Regions from separate parts of the Homo sapiens genome. Here region 1 is linked to region 2. Evidence: chromatin contacts called from ENCODE Hi-C or POLR2A ChIA-PET data. All regions are on one chromosome and are shown on one strand. The core of a region is the stretch at or near the end of the contact, and the rest is flanking DNA. Distances in the headings are between cores, read along the strand shown.

Region 1 (6,104 bases), core at 3,448-5,947, 800 kb before region 2:
TTAATAAGATATTTCATTTAATCCAACTTATCAAAAATATTATTTCAGCATGCAATCAATATAAACATTATTAATGAGACGTTTCATATTCTTTTTTACACACAAAGTCTTCAAAATCTGGTTTCTTTTACACGTACAGCACGTCAATGCAGACACCACATTTTCCTCGGAGATACTTGACCTGTATTTAGATTTCATTAACTTTACAGTTGAAAAAGTAGGTGAACATGCTCAAATTGCTCCAGACGTACTTAAAAGCTTTTCGATAACAAAATCAAGTGTTAGTTTTTGGATTTAGATTAAAAATAATTAAAATTGGCCAGGTGCAGTGGCTCATGCCTGTAATCCCAGCACTTTGGGAAGTCAAGGCAGGCGGATCACTGGAGGTCAGGAGTTCAAGAACAGCCTGGCCGTCATGGTGAAACCCAGTCTCTACTAAAAATACAAAAATCATCTGGGCGTGGTGGCAGGCGCCTATAATCCCAGCTACTCAGGAGGCTGAGGTAGGAGAATTGCTTGAACCCGGGAGGTGGAGGTTGCAGTGAGCCGAGATCGCACCACTGCACTCCAGCCTGGGCTACAGAGTAAGACTCCTTCTCTAATAATAATAATAATAATGGAAGAGAATTAAAAACTCGCTTCCTATTCTCACCAGCCTCCTGTCAAAGTGCTCAGCAGTCAAATGTGGCCAGTGGCTGTCACATTGGACCACACCGTTCTATGTCCTCATAAGGGCTTGGCTTACACAATATGTACATTTGTCAAAACTCATTGCATCATATAGTTTTTAAATCATTTATGTATGTATGTATGTATGTATGTATGTATTTGAGGTGGGGTCTTGCTCTGTCCCCCAGGCTGGAGTGCAGTAGTGCAATCACAGCTCACTGCAGCCTCGAACTCTTGGGCTCAAGCAATCTTCCCACCTCAGCCTCTGGAGTAGCTGAGACTACAAGCACCTGCCACCATCCCCAGCTTCACTGCATCATATGGTTAAAATCTGTTTGTAAATTTCACCTAAACAAACCTCTCTAGTGAATGGCATGCATGATGGAGTGTTTAACAGTGACGTGTACTGATGATGTCTGCAACTTACTTTGAAATACACCCAGAAAAAAGGACAGGAGGTTGGGAGGCCGAGGCGGGTGGATCACGAGGTCAGGAGATCGAGACCATGCTGGCTAACACGGTGAAACCTCCTCTCTACTAAAAATACAAAAAATTAGCCAGGCATGGTGGCGGGCGCCTGTAGTCCCAGCTACTTGGGAGGCTGAGGCAGGAGAATGGCATGAACCCGGGAGGCGGAACTTGCAGTGAGCCGAGATCGTGCCACTGTACTCCAGCCTGGGTGACAGAGTGAGACTCTGTCTCAAAAAAAAAAAAAAAAACAAAAAAAACAAAAAGGACGAGAGGATTGATGGAGAGATAGATGGATAGATCTGTGATAAAGCCAATATAGCAAAATGCTAGTTGTAGAATCAAGTGGTGGGGTATATGCGGATTCACTAGATGGTTCTTCTAACTTTTCTGAACATTTAAAATTTTTAATAAGATATTGGAGGAGAAACAGGCTTGTCTTAATGAACTAGACCCGCATGCAGTCCCATCTATAAAAGTCAGAAACATAACGCTGAGTGAAAGGGACCAGGCTGCCGAAAGAACGCATGCATGCTGCCGTTTACATGCAGTTCACAAACAGGCAAACTGACTGATGCTGTCAGAGGCAGGAATGTGCCTACCCTTGGTGGCGGAGTGACTGAAACGAGACACAAGGGGGTTTCTGGGGTGCAGATAAAGTTCCATGTTTTGATAGAATGAAGTGCGGGTGTGGGTTACACTCGCACTTGGGATAATGGCCTCCAGTTCCATCCAAGTTGCTGCAAAAATTCATGGGACTTTGCAGCATTTGTGTACTTTACTGCATACATATCTCTACAGACATGTTTCATTGTTTTAAGGCACTGCCCTCATTTCGTATCTTGCAGGAGGGAAATCTGAGCTCTTCTTTAAAATGACAGGCCAGATGCCGTGGCTCATGTCTGTAATCCTGACACTTTGGGAGGCCTGAGCGAGAGGATCACTTGAGGTCAGGAGTTCAAGACCAGCCTGGGCAACATAGTGAGACTTCATCTCTACAGAAAATTAAAAAATTAGCCAGGCGTGGTGGCGTGCACTTGTAGTCCCAGCTTCTCGAGAGGCCAAGGCGGGAGGATGGCTTGAGCCAAGGAGGTCAAAGCCGCAGTGAGCCTTGATCAAGCCACTGTACTCCAACCTGGGCAGCAGAGCGAGACCCTGTTTCAAAAATAATAAAATGAAATAAAATAAAATGCTTGCCGGGCGCATGGGCTCACACTTGTAATCCCAGCACTTTGGGAGGCCGAGGTGGGCGGATCATGAGGTCAGGAGTTAGAGACCAGCCTGACCAACATGGTAAAACCCCATCTCTACTAAAAATACAAAAATTAACCAGGTGTGGTGGTGCGTGCCTGTAATCCCAGCTACTCAGGAGGCTGAGGCAGGACGATCACTTGAACCCGGGAGGTGGAGGTTGCAGTGAGCCGAGATCGTGCCACTGCACTCCAGCCTGGGCAACAGAGTGAGACTCCATCCCAAATAAATAAATAAATAAATAAAATGCCACTGCCTGATTTAGAGGTTTCATGGAGTACAAGCAGCTTCCCCAGTCCCAGGTAGGCAGTGAGATGTATCCTTAGGGACCAAGGCCTAGAAGGCTGTGGGTCTTGGTGTTAGAAGGCTGTGGGTCTTGGTGTTCATTTTAGAAACTTTCTTTACGGCCCTTGCTTGCATTTCTGAACACGCTTTACAGGAAGCAAACTCGTGTCTTCCTTCATCCCTAGCACATGTGCATCAGTGCAAACAGACTCCTCACTGGTATTTCAGATTCTTCCGTGCTTGGACCAATGTCCCATTTTTTATTTATTGTCTTGCTGAAAATTTAATTTATTGAAGGCCTTTCCTTCTAGCAGCTCGAGGAACTTTTCTCAGAACACTTAAAACATGAAACAGAAGCCTACATTCTCTAGCCATAATGAGGGGATCAAAAGAGAGGGAGATAGATGAGAGGAGAATGGTAAACTGAGGCAGAGTAGAATGAGAGGTGCAGAGGCTGGGGCAACGGGGGGGCGGGCGGTGCAGGAGGCAGTGCAATTGCAGCAAGAGAATAGAAACTAAGGTTTTCTGGGTAGGCATGGCTCATCCAGATTTTTATTTCAATAGCTTTAGGGGTACTTGCGGTTTTGGGTTACGTGGATGAAGCGTATAGTGGTGAAGTCTGGGCTTTTAGTGCATCAGTCACTGGAATAGTGCACATTGTACAGTATACATTGTACCCAATAGGTGATTTTTCATCCCCTACCCCCTCCCATTCTTCCCCCTTCTGAGTCTCCAACGTCCATGATCCCACTCTGCCTGCCTTTGCCTACCCATAGCTTAGCTCTCGCTTTTAAATAAGAACATGTAGTATTTGGTTTTCCACTCCTGAGTTACTTCACTTAGGATAATGGCCTCCAGTTCCATCCAAGTTGCTGCAAAATACTTTATTTCGTTCTTTTTTATGGCTGAGTAGTATTGCATGGCGTGTGTGTGTGTATCACATTTTCTTTCATCCAGATTTTTGAGTCTGCAATCCATGTAAACCCTTGGGACCATCCCACCCATGACGATGGCCATTTGGGGTAAATTATTAAAATGATGACATCCAGCTGGGCGCAGAGGCTCATGCCTGTAATCCCAGCACTTTGGGAGGCTGAGGTGGGCATATCACTTGAGGTCAGGAGTTCGAGGCCAGCCTGGCCATCATGTTGAAACCCCATTTCTACTAAAAATACAAAAATTAGCCAAGTTTGGTGGTGCACGCCTGTGGTCCCAGCTACTCGGGAGGCTGAGGTGGGAGAATCGCTTGAACCCAGGAGGTGGAGCTTGCAGTGAGCTGAGATTGTGCCACTGCACTCCAGCCTGGGTGACAGAGCGAGACTCCATCTCAAAAAATAAAAATAAAGTAAAATGATGACATCCAAATCACAGTTTCTCTTACAAGTATACTTCACCGGAACATCGAGGGCACAAGCTGATGGTGGGTGTCTTGGACCCCAAAGCTGTCGGGGTGAGGAAGGCCTTTGAAGGGGTGCTGACCACCCGGCATGCCCAGGAAGCTTCCAGAACAGGGGCTGAGGGAGGAAAGAGGCTTGGGGTGTAGGAGGCTGCAGGATTTGATGTGGGGCACCCCGTTCCCCTCCCATTGCAGTGACAGGCTCTGGAATTTCTTCAGAAATTCAGCTAGATCTCGGGAGCCAGTGCCCTGGAGAACCTAGAAGGGAGAGAGCCCCTCCCAAGGCCCCACCTGGACTCTGCCGGGGGTCACGGCTGGGTGGGGACTGATGCCCAGACTGGTCCAGCCTCACCCCGACTGATGCAGGTGGGCTGGGCCCTGAGACTCGCCTTGGTCTCCCCATCTCCGGCTCCCTGATCTGTCCCCAAGCACCCCCACCCCCGGCCCTGTCCCCACTCCCACCCCCACCTCCTTGCCGCCCTCCTCCCGAAGCACCGACTCCGCCCCCTCCCTCTCTTCCTTATCTTTTTCTAACCTTTCGCATTTTTTAGTCTCATTTCCTGTCGGGTTTTGCATTTCCCTCCCCCGCCCCTCCCAGCCTATGACATACTTTCTCTCCTTTTTTCTCTCCTGCCTCCTCTGGCCTTCGGACTCCTGCCCGCGCCGCCCGCAGCCCCCTCCCGGCCCTGCAGCCCCTGGGCGGGCGGCGCCCCTCGGAGGACGGCTCCGGGCCCGGGGGGACGGAGGGCCTGGTCGCCTGGAGGAAGCCGGAGGCCTGCGTGGAGGAGGCGCCCCGCGCAGCTGGCTGGCGGAGCATGAGCGCCCCAGGTAGGCGCAGCGGGGATGGGGGAGCTGGCGGAGGGGGAGCACGAGGCGGGGAGTTGGGGGAAGAGAAGAGGGCACGGGGAGGAGATGGGGGGCATCAGTGAGATGACACGGTGGCGGGGGGGGCGTCGGGGGATGGGAGTGGCTCCCGCTGGTCCCGCGATGCTGGGGGTATCCTTCCCTCTCCATCTCTGTCCCCCTGCCCCCCTTCTCTCTCTCACTCTCCTCTCCCCTTTTTCCCTTCCAACCCTTTTTCTCCCTCACTTTCCACCTCGTGTGCCTCTCCTCCGTGTCTCTTTGAGCGTCTCTGAGTATCACCGCCCAGCAAAGCCCCCACCTCCTCCTACTGGACAGGAAAAAATCGGGGGTCAGGAGGCTGCAGCCCCTTGGTGCACCTGCCCCAGAGGGAGGAAGAGAAACTTTTCTGACACCTGAAAGGCCCGGAAGTTTGCAGACCACAGCCCAGCCTGACTCAGAGGCTCCTGGGAAGGTGGGGCCTGGCTCAGGGAGGAAGGGCAGCCGCACCAAAAGTGGGTGTGGAGCTGGGAGATGGGAGAGGACAGCCCCCCGCGGGGACTGTACTAGAAAGGGGGTGGCGGGGGCACAGGAGAGGGCCCAGGTTCCCGACTGAAACCCGGAGCAGGTCCTAGCGGCCTCAGGCCTGAAAGCCACCTCCCCCAGGAGGCCCCTCCAGGCCCGATGGGGCCACCAGGCCTTCTGCTGAGCCCCCTCTGCAGATAGGGGCAGAGAGGGTGTTTCTGTCCCTCGGGGGCTCTGAGCACCGCTGGAGGCTGTCACGGGGACCCAGGTTCATGGACAGTGGTCTCAGCTGTGAGCTTCGGGGCTGCCCACACAAACTTGGTCTTGGACCAAACTGACCTCTCTCTGCCTGGCCTGCTCTCAAAGCCTTTGATTTGTAGTTCAAAACATTTTCTCCTAATATTTATGACTCGTCTTGAAGGTATAAGGTTACCAACCTACCAGAAAGGGGAGAAAAATAGTCGATCGTTCATTCCACATTTATTGAGCGCTCAGCCTGTGCATAATGCGTGCCGGAAATCCCGGGAGCCGGGAATTGATATGAGGACAGGAATTTCTCCGTAAGTGTCCACTTCTGCGCTTTCGCGGAAACTCCGGTTCTCTCCCCAGCAAGGCATCTGTAAAGAGATGACACCCCTGCCTCAGGCCAGGGCTGCCCTGAGGAGCGCAA
Region 2 (5,316 bases), core at 366-2,865:
GTCCCTGCTGAAAAAAGGACCCTGGAGAAATGCTGGAGGGCCAGGACCAACTTTCCTTTATTTATTTTGAGACAAGATCCTGCTCTGTTGCCCAGGCTGGAGGAGAGTGGCGTGATCGCGGTTCACTGTAACCTCCGCCTCCCTGGCTGAAGCCATCCTCCTGCCTCAGCATCCCACATAGCTGGGACCACAGGCATGAGCCGCCACACCCAGCTAATTTCTGTATTTTTAGTAGAGATGGGGTTTTGTCACGTTGCCCAGGCTGGTCACGAACTCCTGAGCTCAAGCGATCCACCCACCTCAGCCTCCCAAAGTGCTGAGATTACAGGCGTGAGCCACTGCGCCCAGCCAGGACCAACTTTTCTGGGGTCCACACCTGGACAAGACACAGGGTTCAGGACCAGTGATCCTTCTTGGAAGTTGTGGTGTCTGAGAAAAGGGACCAGATGATAAGGAAGGGGGCAGGGAAGTGCTGGGTAGAGGAGGGCGTGGTCTCTGGCCAGGGCTCCACACCCAGGCCTGTGCCCAGGGACCTGGGTGAGGACAGGCATTTCTGTTTTTTTGCCCAAATGTTGCATTTCCCGAGCCCGCCACGTCCCCGTCCTGTGCCTATAAAAAAACCCCAGTGGTTTTTTATAGTGGGCAGAGACACAAGCCGCTGGACGTCAAGAGGACGTGGAAAGCACACCAACAGGCACCAGCAGGCCATCAACTGATGGAACCATGAGTTTGGCAGGGGCGGTCAGAGGAGAGCCCAGGCTGCTCAGCAGCCCGACTCCAGGGGAAAATCACCTTCCCACTCCAACTGCCTTCTGGCTCCCCCATCTGCTGAGGGCTAATTCCACTCATAAAACCTTGCACTCACTCTCCAAGCCGCCGTGTGATCTGATTGCTCCAGTACATCAAGGCAAGAAACCTAGGGATACAGAAAGCCCTCTGTCCTTGCGATAAGGCAGGGAGTCTAACAGCTGACTAACACAAGCCACCTACAAGGCTAAACTGAAAGAGCACCCTCTAACACATGCCTGCTGGGGCTTCAGGAGCTGCAAACATTCACCCCTAGACACTGCCGTGGGGTGGGAGCCCCTCAGCCTGCCTGTCTGTATGTTCCCCTAGAGGCTTGAGAAGCGGGGCACTGAAGAAGTGAGCCACATCCTCATCGCACGCCCTTCGAGGAGGACAAGGGAACCTTTCCCATTTCACTGAGACTGGGTCCTGGTGGCGGAGGCAGGTCAGACAGGGTAAATGGGTTTGTGGCTTAGTTTCACACCAGGCCCGTGTACTTTGTCCCGACACTGATCTGTTTCTGCCAGAAGCCACGGTTTCCAAAGTAAATTTTTGTGATTTACTCCTGGTCTCCCCCAAGCCTCCGCCCCGCTCTCCTTGTCTCTCTCCCAAACCCCCGGCCCCGCTCTCCTCGTCTCCCTCGAGCCCCCGACCCTGCTCTTCTGGTCTCCTTCGAGCTCCCGGCCCCGCTCTCCCCCAAGCCCATGGCTCAGCTCCCCTAGTCTCCTGCCGCCCGCTGGCCCGGCTCCCCTCCCTGGTCACCACGACTCCTGGAATCCCCGCGCGCGCTTTTCGTACCTGCACCGCCGCTTCCGGGGGCGTGGCCTCTGACCGGAAGTGAGGCCAGGCACTTCCGGCGGCGCGCTGCAGGCGCGGGGAACACCAATGGCGGGGTGAGCTGGGCGCTGCTGCTGCGCGTGCAGACAGCGGGAGTGGTTGGGGGTCCGCCCGGTCGCCTTCCTCGGTCCTGGCCTCGGGGCTGGGTGCCGAGCGCTGGGCACCGTCCCCGCACTCAGCGAGCGCGACAGGGGCGAGGCCAGGATTCCGGGTCGCAGTTCCCCGGGAGGAGGGCGCCCTCAGGTCTCCAGGGGCAGGGCCGGCGGGGCCGTGGGGAGGCCGGGGCCGGCGGCGGAGTCCAGGTGGGGGGCGCAGCGCCGGGGCCCAGATCCAAGGCGCCGGGGGCGAGCCCGGGGCGGGATTTCGCTTCTGGGCCGGGTAGCTCCATTGCCCGCGCTTCCTGGGCTGTCGAGTGGGCCCTGGCCCCCGGGACCGGCTTGTGCCATTTTCCCGGGAGACCCCTTAAGCGAGGGGAAGACAGCGACTCACGGTCAGCAGTCAGTGCCTCCTGGCTTGTCAGCACGCTTTGGTGTTGCAGAAGCTAGAAGCTTTGGCCTTGGAGCCATGAGGGTGGTAACTTTTATTTATTTATTTAAATCAGAAAGATGGACATAGAGACCGGGCTTGGTGGCCCACACCTGTCATCCCAGCACTTTGGAAGTCTGAGGCAGGAGGATCGTTTGAGCCTAGGAGTTCGAGACCAGCCTAGGCAATGTAGTGAGATGCCATCTCTAAAAAAGGTTTTTAAGAATTAAAAAAAAAAAAAAAATTAGCCCAGGCATGGTGGTGCACACCTGTAGTCCCAGCTACTCAGGAGGCTGAGGTGGGAGGTTCACTTGAGACCCAGAGGTTATGGCAGCAATCAGCTGTGATTGTGCCACTGCAACTCCAGCCTGGATGATAGCAAAACAAAAATGGCCGGGTGAGGTGGTTCACGCCTGTAATCCCAGCACTTTGGGAGGCCAAGGTGGGCTGATCGCCAGAGGTCAGGAGTTCGAGACCAGCTCGGCCAACATGGTGAAATCCCATCTCTACTGAAAATAGAAAAATTAGCCGGAAGTGGTGGCACACACCTGTAGTCTCAGCTACTCAGGAGGCTGAGGTGGGAGGTTCACTTGAGCCCCAGAGGCTGTGGCTGCAGTCAGCTGTGATCATGCCACTGCACTCCAGCCTGGGTAATAGTAAAACCCTGTCTCTAAAAAAACAAAAAGAAGAAAGAAATGCCTGGGTGCAGTGGCTTACACCTGTAATCCCAGCACTTTGGGAGGCCAAGGCGGGCAGATCAGCGGAGGTCAGGAGTTTGAGACCAGCCTGGCCAACATGGTGGAACCCATCTATACTGAAAATACAAACATTAGCCGGACATGGTAGCAGGTGTGCCTGTAATCCCAGCTACTTGGGAGGCTGGGGCAGGAGAATTGCTTGAACCCGGGAGTCGGAGGCTGCAGTGAGCTGTCACTGCACTCCAGCCTGGGCGCCAGAGTGAGACTCCGTCTTAAAAAAAGAAAAAGAGGACATAGAACTTCCTTGGTGAGGTTGTTGTCAGAGTTAAACAAGGGGAGGTGTGTATAGCTTCCACCTGCTTAGCTATTGTGGGCTGTGAATAAATTGTTACATTTATTGTAACAATTGTCTAGAGAATCTTGGAAATTGTCCTTCAACGATTGACACAGGTTTAGTTCAATTTTATTTAAGACATGTAGGTGAGAGGATTGTTTGAGCCCAGGAGTTCGAATCTGCGTTGAACCGTGACCTCACCACTGCACTCCAGCCTGGGCTATAGAGCGAGACCCTGTCTCGAAAAAAAGAAGAAAAAAAGAAATGTGACAGGCCAGACCCTCTGTACTAGCTGTCAAAGCCCTGGAACTAGGTCACTAAGGCAAGGATCTGTCCTTATGAGGTTTTCTTGCAGCCTGTCAGAGCCCAATGAACATTTTTGCCAGATGAGAAAATAATATTACTTTAATTAATTAATTGATGTATTTAGTTATTGTTTGAGACAGAGTCTCGCTCTGTCGCCCAGGCTGGAGTGCAGTGGCGCAATCTCGGCTCACTGCAACCTCTGCCTCCTGGGTTCAGGCGATTCTCCTGCTTCAGCCTCCCGAGTAGCTGGGTTTATAGGCATCTGCCACCACGCCAGGCTAATTTTTGCATTTTAGTAGAGACGGGGTTTCATCATGTTGGCCACGGTTGGCCAGGCTGGTCTCGAAATCCTGACCTCAGGGGATCCACCTGTCTTGGCCTCCAAAAGTGCTGGAATTACAGGTGTCTCCGAATACCCCCATATTCTGAGGTACCAAGGGTTAGGACATCAACACATTAATTTTGCGGGGACACAGTTTGGCCTGTGATGCCTGCTTTCCATCTGTGTAGCCTTATCAGTTCACCTCCCCTCCTGGGCCTTGGTGCCCCATCTCTAGAAATGAATGAGTTGATCCGAGGGCCCTCCCAGCTCATGACCTGCCGTTCTGTGTGATGCCAACCTGCCTGCTCCTCTTCTCTCCCACCAGGTACTTGAAGCTGGTGTGTGTTTCCTTTCAGCGTCAAGGGTTCCACACTGTTGGGAGTCGCTGCAAGAATCGGACAGGCGCTGAGCACCTGTGGCTGACCCGACATCTCAGGGACCCATTTGTGAAGGCTGCGAAGGTGGAGAGTTACCGGTGTCGAAGCGCCTTCAAGCTCCTGGAGGTGAACGAGAGGCACCAGATTCTGCGGCCCGGCCTTCGGGTGTTAGACTGTGGGGCAGCTCCTGGGGCCTGGAGTCAGGTGGCGGTGCAGAAGGTCAACGCCGCAGGCACAGGTGGGCCTCTGCACTGCTGTTGGCACCTTCTGGCTCCCCTGAGGCTGAGTGGGCATGGGCAAGCTGCCTTTGCCAGTGGATGCGGGATGGTGGAGCCCTTTTTTGAAGGCGTGTGCTTCCGAGTGGGTGGTTTAGCAATGGTGATGATAAAAATAGGATGCTGCCATTTTCAAAATGAAAGACAAGGTAGAAAGGTGCAGTGAACATGGAAATCACCTCGCATGAGACCGCCCGCAGGTACCAGCACCAGCATGGTGGTGTGCATCCTTCCAGGCTTGTGCATGCATAGATCCCTCACATTTTCAAAAGCGATGTTGTGCCATACTTTTCTTGCTAATTTGCAGCCTATTGGAGCTATTTTTGCTTAATGATACATACATATATGTATTATATATATATATATATATATATATATATATATATATATATATATATATATAATTATTATTGTTATTATTTTTGTTCTTCCCCCCCCTCCAGATGGAGTCTCACTCTTGCCCAGGCTGCAGTGCAATGGTGTGATCTCGGCTCACTGCAACCTCTGCCTACCTGGTTCAAGCGATTCTCCTGCCTCAGCCTCCCAAGTAGCTGGGATTACAGGCGCCCGCCACCGCACCCAGCTAATTTTTTCTTTTTGTTTTTTTAAGTAGAGATAGGGTTTCACTATGTTGGCTAGGCTGATCTCGAACTCTTGACCTCAGGTGATCTGCCCACCTCGGCCTCCCAAAGTGCTGGGATTACAGATGTGAGCCATGGTGCCCGGCTACTCTTAATGATGTATTGACATCTTTCCCCAACAGCACAGCTAAATTTCCAAGTCGCATAAGCCCTGGGGCTTTCCTGGTGGCCCCACTGGGGCTGCTCCGTCCGGAACCTAGAAGAGGCTTCATGGC

Evidence for each region. Hi-C counts contacts between places; a loop is a spot of excess contacts on that map. ChIA-PET counts read pairs that join two places held with the same protein, here RNA polymerase II (POLR2A). Pooled maps may share reads with other maps.
Region 1: a pooled map shows a loop between it and region 2 (3-fold over the local background). The contact joins the promoter of CARD11 here to the promoter of NUDT1 in region 2. A Hi-C loop is called at or near these places in 1 of 168 maps with a recorded cell type or tissue (K562) and 4 of 50 pooled maps. POLR2A ChIA-PET finds 5 or more read pairs at or near these places in 1 of 52 experiments (WTC11).

Annotation. Positions count from the first base shown.
Region 1 is chr7:3,042,460-3,048,563 of GRCh38, reverse strand. It overlaps CARD11 (caspase recruitment domain family member 11), which reads left to right and starts at 4,697. Exons shown (of 25, transcript NM_032415.7): 1 at 4,697-4,897. RefSeq lists an enhancer at 4,475-4,769 and a silencer at 4,635-4,984.
Region 2 is chr7:2,238,525-2,243,840 of GRCh38, reverse strand. It overlaps NUDT1 (nudix hydrolase 1), which reads right to left and starts at 1,615. Exons shown (of 4, transcript NM_002452.4): 1 at 1,585-1,615. It overlaps MRM2 (mitochondrial rRNA methyltransferase 2), which reads left to right and starts at 1,636. Exons shown (of 3, transcript NM_013393.3): 1 at 1,636-1,679; 2 at 4,134-4,423. The coding sequence starts at 1,672. RefSeq lists a silencer at 1,710-1,929 and an enhancer at 2,252-3,103.